2 separate regions of the Homo sapiens genome follow, and region 1 is linked to region 2. A link is a contact called in ENCODE Hi-C data. All regions are on one chromosome and are shown on one strand. The core of a region is the stretch at or near the end of the contact, and the rest is flanking DNA. Distances in the headings are between cores, read along the strand shown. Region 1 has its middle 120 kb from the start of LINC00954. Region 2 overlaps LOC124905977.

Region 1 (4,640 bases), core at 1,452-3,951, 59 kb after region 2:
GAGAAGCCACAGCTGGTGTCTGGGCCACCCAGTCTTTCCATTTAATAATTCAGCAAACACTGGCTGAGCACCTACTGTGTGCAAGATACTGAGGCAGGTGCAGGGGGAGACTCCCAAGGGCAGAACCCAATTCTCAACACAAGGAGGTTATTATCCAGGAAAGGAGAGTCACAGATACAGGTGACTGTCCCACAGGGGGCTAACGGCTTCAGCAGGTACTGTGGGAGCACAGAGCTGGGGCCCAGGTCAGCCTGGGGAAAACAGGGAGGGCCCCAGGTTGGGGGCGGGGCGGCCTTCACTGAGTCCTGAGGGTCAGGAAGGAACATGTCTCATAGATGGGAGGGAGTGTCTCCAGGCAGAGGAAACAGTGAGAATCCCAACAGTAGGCAAAAGAGGAGTGCTCAGTTCAGGGAACTTGGGGGAGTCCAGTAGGTTGGCGCACAGAAAGGGAAGGGCGAGCCAGGAGATGTGAGACCAGAGACAGGGGTAGGGCCACAGGTGGACTACAGAGGTCAACGTTTCTTCTAAATCTGAGGGCATGGAGGTAGCAGCATGGCCTGCTCTGAGTCATAAGTTAGAGCCACCCTGTCCCATGTGATACCCATTAGGCATATGTGACTATTTAAATACTTAAAATTCAATAAAACTGAAATGCAGCTCCACAGTTGTACTAGCCATATCTCAAGTGCCCAATAGCCACATGTGGCTGGTAGCTGTCATATTGGATGGTGGAAGTGTGGAACATTTCCGTCATCCCAGAAAGTTCTACTGAACAGCGCTGCTCTGGAACAGCTCTTCCACCTCCATGGAAAAGAAACAGAGTTGGAGTCAAGGAGGCTGGTACAGAGGAGAAAATGCTCCTAGACTGGGACCGATGTAGAGAACTGAGTGGAATCAGATAGGAGAGATACATAAGGGTAGAAGAAACAAGACTCAGTTACCAATTGGCTGGGGTGCCAGGGTGGGCAAAGAAGCCGGGGAAGACAAAAACAAAGACCTGTTTTCTGGCATGGTTAGCTGGGAGTGAGGGGCAGTCACTCACAGTGGGAGAAAAGAAAAGGGAAGAAAGAGTGAGTCTAGGAGAGAAGGGTGTTCAGTGTGGGTGTGCTCAGCATGGGGTGCCTGCAGAACACCCACAGGCTGATGTTGTGTGGGTGCAGCTCAGCCTGTAAGCTCTGGGATGGCCAGTGGCTGGGGGCTGTGAGGCTGAGCTGAGGGACTCTCAGGAGTGGTGTGAATGCAGGGGCTAGCACCACCATTAGTGTGCTGTTTAGTATACCCTGCCGCTTGTGCTCCGTGGCGACCAGGGGTGGCTGCGCTGCCAGATGGAGACACAGGTGTGGTGTTTGGGAAGTGGGGCTGGGTTCTTGGGGCTGCGGGTTCCAAACTGCGAAACTGCAAACTACAGACTTTATGCTGCGTGTGAAAGACTAAGGGGCAGGGAGAAAGGGGCTGCAGAATGGCAAAATTGTCTCGTGAGGCCAAGGGATTGTGGCTTTGGCCTGTTATTCTGAGAGTTCAGACTGTAACCCAAGGCCGGAAGACGGCTGAAAGTCACGCCAGAGCCTCCTGTCTTCCCAGGGTGGAAACTGTGTTTCGAGTTGCCTGGCTAAATCCCCAAGAGGTGCTCTCTCGGGAAGCAGCTGGGAGAGGAGGACAGAGGGATGTGCAGACAGCAAGCAGGCAGCGCTGGGCACCGCTCAGGGTATAGAAGCCACCAAGCCCTAGACCCCGGCAACCTTGCAGGTGGCTCAGGAAGAAGGCTGGGCTTTGTCCCCACCTCGCAGCTCCCAGCACACTGGAGGGTGGCGGCACACAAGCGTGTTGTTCTCCAAAGCCACTGGGGCACTTCCTGTCAGTTCACATAATTGAGTATTACAGTATTTAAATTGCAAATTGACGATTATTTTTACAGGTGTCATTTTAAATATAACACGAAATTTCTTGACATGACATCAGCCCTACCACACAAACAGCTGCACCAGGCCGCCTGCATGTGTGGGGCACATGGCTGGGCCAGTCATGTTACGACGTACACCACAGAAGTGCAGTGGGAGAGCATGTGTGTGTGTGTGTGTGTGTGTGTGTGTGTGTGTTACTGACATGGTGTGACAGTCAGTGTATAGATGTGTGTGGTTGGGAATGTGTATGTGTGGACCCATGTTTGTGTGTGATGGTGAACATGTATGTCTGTACAGATCCATGTGAATGAAGGTGGGAGGCATGGGGTATGTGGAGACATTGGGCCTAGTGTGCCGGAAACTGTGTGTCAGAGCACCCCGCTGGAGGCCCCAGCCCCACAGGAGATCATCGCTAGACAGGCGGAACCTGGCCTGTCTCTGTCTCTAGAGCTGACCATGAGGTTGCTGCAGGAAGTAGACAAGCTCTATTCTTAAGGTAGAGGGGCTGCCAGGGTGGCCCAAGGTGGTGCTGCAGTGCCCTCCAGTGGACAGTGCCCCCGCCCCAACCCCCAGCCAGACCCACAAGTGGATTGAGAGCATGCAGCGTGTGCCTGACCCCGGGCCCACGTCCTCATCACTCACCCACCTGAGTGGTACCGAAGAGCCTGCCCTGAGGCTCCCCCAGCTCACAAAGGCAAAGACTTAGGGGAGCTTGGGTCAGGGCTGAAATTCACCACCCAGGGCCCTCCAGCCTTTACCCCAGCTGGGCCAGGCATGCCATGGCAATGCCCCCACCTCCAAGGTTGGCCACGGGTGAGCCTCTTCCAGGAAGTTTCCCGAGTCCCCAGGCGAGAGGAACTCCCTTCCCTCGCAGCCCTTCCTCAGGGTACAACTGGGTCTCCAAGGGGCTACAGTGCCCCTTGAGTCCCTCTAGAAGCCTCAGAAAACAAGGCCTGGGCCTGGCATGGCACCTGCTACCTGCACTGAGCAGAACACAGAGCAAGACAAAGAGAAGACGCTCTACAAAACAGCAAGTGTTCATTTACTGTTTCATGTAACTAACTGTGAGGTTTTTAGAGACAGAGACAGAGACAGAGAAGGGAGAAGGGGCAAACGACGCAGGCTCTGACCTTCACCTAGCCCTGTACTTAAGCAGTACTTAAGCAGGGAGTGTGAGCACTGTACTTAAGCAGGGAGTGGGTGACTCAAATGTAGCAACTGTGCTAGGCAGCTATTTTTAGAGTGGAAAAAGGGATATCTCAGGGAGAGACTTAAACCTAACAAAAGAAGAATTTTTCTGGGCTTCCACTCTAGCAAAATGTTATTCGTGGCACCAACAAGCACCCACCAGGCTGTCTGGCCACAGATGAAGAAGCAGCACAAAGCTGCATGGGCACTGGCCTGGCCTCAGCCTGGGCTCCCGAGGCCAGCAGTCACTGCCACTGGCCAACGCCCTGAGGGATGGGGCATTGCAGAGGAAAGCAGGGGCATCCAACCACTGGGAGCCAGAGGGTTCTAGGAAGGCCAACCATGGCCCACCTTTGCCTTCAGAATCGCAGCCTACATTTGTATCAGCAATGAGCTCCGGGCTCTCTGGTATCACCCCCAGGGGTTTAACAGGCCAGGTCAGGCCTGCAAAGATCTACGACTGCCTGGAGCTGACCACCTTAACAACCTGCTCTCCAAAGGCCAGCCCACCCAGAGGCCCAGGCTTCTCACTGCCCTGCCCCCCTTCTTCCAGGCTTCACGGCATTGCCCTGCTGTGACACCAACATCTCCAGCTCACTTTAGAGAAGAGAGGGAATCGAAAACATATGAGCCATGTGGAAGGGGCAAGGAGCCCACTGTTTTTGCAATGTGCCAAATCCACACGACAGAGGGCGCAAGCCAGAGGGCTCCAAAGAGGACTTCCTGTAGGCTGCGACCAAAATGGGTGTGGCTGCTCAGCCCTGAGCCAGGTGACCTGCCTCTCCCAGGCAGGCCTGAGAGGTCTCTTTCCAGGTGCCGGGCCTGTCCACCTCGGTCCCCAGCAGCTCAGGGCTAGGTACTCCCATAGCACACTTCTCCCTCCTGTCTTCTTGCCCTCTCCCATGTCAGAGCCAGGGAAGAGAGGTCCAGGTGAGAGAGAGGGAGACACAGAGCTTCTCACCATCAAGAATGAGCATGAAGAAAGACTTGCCCAAAACGTGGAACAACTTGGTGGCCACTGCCTGCCCTGACTCCCGGTCTACCACTGTTTTCCAGGCAGCCTCTGCCCAGTCTATGACCTTTTCCTCTGCCATTTTTGGCTGACATCTTTTCTGCTTCTCTACATTGCTGTCCTTTGTCTCCATCATTTACCAAGCCTAGGAAGTGCAAGAGAATCTTTCATGCTGCAAACACATTGCAGATGTTACAAATCGAGGTCCCAGCCTTAACTGTAGGCCCTAAACAAAGCTCTGATTCTTCTCCAGCATCTTCTCAACATGCATCTCACTTCTCTGAGGAGCTTGCAAACAGCTACAAATGTGGCTGGCAACCTTATGCCAGTGGTGGCGGCTTTAGGAAAGGAGGTAGCGTCACAGCGGACAGCAGGGTACATTCACAATCCAAGAAGACGGAAATCAAAATCAGTATCATTATCGTCATTGGCGGCGGCAGCATCTCTAATGGATATGAAATGCTGGCAATGTCAAGCCCCGTACTAAGTACTTTACACAGATTACTTCATCGAACTTTTACAACAAACCTTGCCAGGGG
Region 2 (4,592 bases), core at 21-2,520:
TTGTCTGGCATGGTTTCAGGGGAATTCACAATCCTACTGGCCATATCTGGAGATTCCTACACAGTCAGAGCCCCTGTCACTAATCCTCATCCTCTGCCAGGCACGAGGCTTGCTGTCAACCTCTACTCCTCCCATCAAAATAGGCAAAGTGCTTGGTCCACTGAATTTGGTTGGCAGGGGGTGCATTTTCATGAATTTTTTCCTGAAAATAAAATTAATACTTAGGGCTCATTAAATAAATGCACACTTACTCTCAAACACACCACCATTGCAAAATGCTAGAAGAGATCTAAAAAGCTAGCTTCCCTGCCTGTTCCTAGAGAAGGCACAGCAGGAGAGGAAAAATAAATAACGTTCAAACAAATGTGTATAAAAGCTAAACAAATGTTTTCAGCTGTTTCATTCTCACTTACACCCAAGCAGTGTTGCTGATGGATGAGGGTTGCAGGAACTCCCCTGGCTGGGGCCAATCTTCTTTCAAACAGCCACTGCTGCCAAAGCTATCTCCTTATAGCGAAAAAGACCCTCTGTCCCCACCCATAGATGACATTACCTAGGTACCACCAAAGGCAGGCAGGGGGCACAAGCCTTACATCCAGGAAAGATAGACCACAGCAAGGACTATTCCTCTGGGTTTATGTCCCCTGTGGTATGTGGCTGAGAAGGAAGGAGCCATAGCTGTGCTCTGGTGGCCCAGGCCACAGGACAAACAATATGGCAAAAGGAAGGGCAGGAGCTGGGGATGGGCCTGAATATTAATCACTTTCCTGAAGCAGATCCTAGATGAAGTTGGTGGCTGCCAGATTGCCAGTGTGCAGGACCAGGTAGGATGAACATGTACCTGGGGACAGTAATTCCAACCAAAACAATGGACATAACATTTACTCCACCGGGGCAGCTATATCAACAGCTCTGCTCCTCTACACACCTGAAAGGGGCCACAGTTGCAAGAACACAAGAGCAGCTGGTGGAGCCAGAACTACCATTCCAATGCCCTTCACTGGGTAGAGGTGACCACCTGATCCATTCATGGGAGTCCACAATGCAGTTTGCTAAAACAATGCTTTCTCTGAAAAGGCAGAGGCAAGAAGTAAGAAACTGGAGCTACAAGCTGACCTGAGAATGGCCTGATTCCCAGGCCCATGTCTGGGAATTTTCTCTTTCCAAATATGAAGGAAATAAAAATAGGTAGGCAGGAAGGCCAAACTATGTTTGCAAAAACCCAAGTCTGGTTTTGAAATGCCTGCTCTCACCATTTCAAGGCTAAGAATAATGGAAGAAGTTGGGAATTCTGGCATGGTCCCAGGGTATGAGTGCACTTGGATCCAAGAACACATGGATGTTCGTGCCCACACCAAACCCTCTGGAGCTAGTCAAAAGTGTCAGGCGCCTTTAGAGAAATGAACGAGGAGCTGATTAAGAAACGCGGCTGCTGACAAGCAGGAATTGCCCTATAAAACATTTCAAGGTGTCAGCGATGGAAATGCACTCCACAGCCACTCAGTAGAGAGGGCAGAGCTCCCCCACGCTGTGGAGTGCCAGCAGTAGCCCAGGCCCAGGCAGGCGGCTTCCATCCAGCTGGGCCTCAGGATAGGACCACTAGGCAGGTCAACCAACGGCGAGCAAACACGAATGGCATTCAGCTTATCGCTCAACTAAACTACCTTAAACATCTGTGCTTTCCTCTGAAACCTTGTTATGGACTGAATTGTGTTCCTTGAAATTTATATGTAGAAATTCTAACCCCCAGGACCTCAGAATGGGACTGTAGTCGAAGACAGAGGTAATTAAGCTAAAATGAGATTATTAGGGAAGCCTTAATCCAGTATGACCAGTATCCTTGTAAGAAGAGAAGACTGGGACACAGAAACATAAGAAAGACCATGTGAGGACACAGGGAGAAGACAGTCATCCATGAGCCAAAAAGAGAGGCCTCCAAAGAAATCAACCCTGCCAACACCTTCATCTTAGAATTCTAGACTCTGGAATTGTAAAACAATTGATTTCTGCTGTTTAGGCCACCCATTCTGTGTACTTGATAATGGCAGATCTACTGGACTATTACACTCCTGCTCTGCTTGCCCTGTGTTTAATAAAAACAGACTGATGCTCCCATTTGTAATAAGTAGTAGCAGGGGAGCATAAGCACCATCTTCACATACCTGAAGCACAACCTCACAGAAGAGGGAGCCAACAGGCTCCCTGGAATACAAGATACTGAGTGACTGCCAGGCATTAGGATGAGCTCTCTACTCTCATCATTTCCTGCAATCCCTACAACAACTCCAAAAAGTAGCCACAATTATCCCTATTTTGAAGAAGGGAAAAAAGGGACTTAGAGGTGGTAGGTCTCTTGACAAGCGTGTATGTCTAAATAAATGGCAGAAGTGAGATTAAAATCCAGGTTTGTCCGACTCCAAGCTGTGTCTCTCCGTTGAACTAGAACCAATGGTATCAGTCCAGGGACGCAGCTCTTCTCTCTAATGGTCAAGCTGTCTAACAACAAAAATGGACACTATGCATGCAGAGAGTTCCATAGCTAGAGGCATTCAGGCAGGGTCTGGAAGATGGAATTTGGTGGGTTATAGTTTGCAATCACCCATCTGCTCCAACTCAACACGGTTAGGACACATTATTTACCTTCCACCCATCCCCCCCAACACACACACCCCTGGGAGGCAATGATCTGAATTGCTGAGGGGGTCCATTTAATTTGAAAGTGCCCTCCCAAGTGATTCTAGTCCCTAATACTTGGGGGTGTCCCTGTTGAGAACCCTTGTGAAAGGGGGTTGGGTTGGGCTGATTCCAAAGATCCCTCTAGCCCTGAAGTCTACAGCTCTTGAACATTTATGGAGCCTCAACAGTACACACAGCACTCCGGCACAGTGCCTCCAGATCATTCCCCAGAGCCAAGGGCAGGGGATCCATGCTGGATATGCAATGAGCTCGACCTCTTTTTGCACAAACACAGTGGTCTGGCTGGAGAGAGAAGCAGAGTGTGCCCAGGAATGGCCTTGGCAGGTCAAGACCAAGGCCCCGCAGGACTGGACTAGAAGTATGCTGTGTTTATTCTCACTTGGCTGGCAAGTCATCGCCACCCCCCCAGTCTGTCCCAGCTGAGGCAGAACAAGCAGTTTTGCCATCGTGACCCCGCCAATGAGTTGATGACAATGCTAGGCTGATGGCTCAGGGCCCTGTAGCACTCCAATCACAGCTGGGGTCACTCAGGCCCCCACATAAGCTCAGCCCAGAAGGAAGGAAGGAAGAGGGGAAGGGGAAGGGGAGGGGAGGGGAGGGGAGGGGAAGGGAAGGGAAGGGAAGGGAAGGGAAGGGAAGGGAAGGGAAGGGAAGGGAAGGGAAGGGAGAGGAGAGGAGAGATAAGGAGAGGAGAGGAGGAGGAAGAGGAAAGGGGAGAGAGGGGAGAGGAGGGAAGGGGAGGGGTTGAGGAAAGGAGGGGAGGGGGAGGGGAAGGGAGGGGAGGAAATGGGAGGGGAGAGGTGGGGAGGAAAGAGGAGGGAAAAGGAGAGGAAGAGAGGGTAAAGAAGCAAAGAGAGAGAAAGAAGGAAGGGAGGGGAGAGGAGAGAGGAGAGGGGAGGAGAGGAGGAGAGGGAAGGGGAGAGAAGGGAAGGGAGGGGAGGGGAGGGAAAAGCAGGAAGGGCGGGGAGGGGAGGTAAAAGAAGGAAGGGAGCAGAAGGGAGGGGAGGGAAAGGAAGGAGGGAGAGAGGGAGAGAGAGGGAGGGAGAGACAGGGAGGGAGAGAGAGGGAGGGAGGGTAGGATTCCAGCTAGCTGCACACAGTTGCTAAGTCCTCAGTCAGCTGGGCCACTTATCCCATTCTGACTTGGGCCCCGGTGCTGGTACCTGTACTTAGCCCTTGATCCAAAACCCCCTGGTTATTTCTGTCCCTTCCAAGCCTTTACCCGGTTGTCCTCTCTGCCCCTCTCTAATGCTCTCTCTAGGAAGAAGAGGCCTGGGTCTGAGTGCCATCCCTTAGAGAACCTTCACTAGAGATCTCAGCTGTGACTTCTGCAGGGAAGCATTTTCTGATCCCAGCCAATGCTAGTTAAAGGCTAGTTTGCTGTGCTCCTAAAACCCCTAAGATAATGCATATGGCATTGTTTTAAATTATCTGTCTACCAGCCCTCTGCCCTACTAGAATTTAAGTACCTTGAGGGTAGAAACTGTGTCTTCACCACCTTATTCCTAATGCCTGGCATGGGATAGGAACTCAAACTGTATTTGCTAAATAAATGTATGAAGGCAGAGAAGAACATTTTAAGTGACACCAAGGTCTTGCCACTAGAGCTCAAATCATATCCTCGTTAAGTTGCACTCCTTCCAGAGGCCTCTGGAGAAGCTCAGGAAGATCTCATGCAAAAGAGTGACAGGAACAGATTTACCACGGGTCCAAAAGATGTCCTGGCCTGTGTAGAGGAGAGAGAGAACTGGGCAGCATCGGTGTCTCCTGCTTGGCAGGGATAAGTTGGCAGTTAGCAGGCACCTCATGAGAGAGAGGGGCAAGTAGAGGAAGACAGCAGGGAGAGGAAGGGAGAGACAGCAGTCAGGTAAGCCCAGGAGGTAGAGAGAAGCCAC

The links. A loop is a pair of places that touch in the nucleus more often than their neighbours do. Pooled maps may share reads with other maps.
Region 1: a loop to region 2 is called in a map of aorta, with 2.5 times the contacts of the local background. The contact joins two enhancer-like sites. A Hi-C loop is called at or near these places in 2 of 168 maps with a recorded cell type or tissue (aorta and tibial artery) and 1 of 50 pooled maps.

What each region holds. Positions count from the first base shown.
Region 1 is chr2:19,744,395-19,749,034 of GRCh38, forward strand. No RefSeq gene overlaps it. Among named protein-coding and RNA genes, the nearest start is that of LINC00954, 120 kb to the right of the region's middle. Within about 2 kb of position 2,702, at least 2 of the 41 ENCODE cell types and tissues checked have a DNase peak (open chromatin) inside an H3K27ac peak, as active enhancers do.
Region 2 is chr2:19,686,826-19,691,417 of GRCh38, forward strand. The region is part of intron 1 of LOC124905977; the gene reads right to left. Among named protein-coding and RNA genes, the nearest start is that of LINC00954, 180 kb to the right of the region's middle. Within about 2 kb of position 1,271, at least 2 of the 41 ENCODE cell types and tissues checked have a DNase peak (open chromatin) inside an H3K27ac peak, as active enhancers do.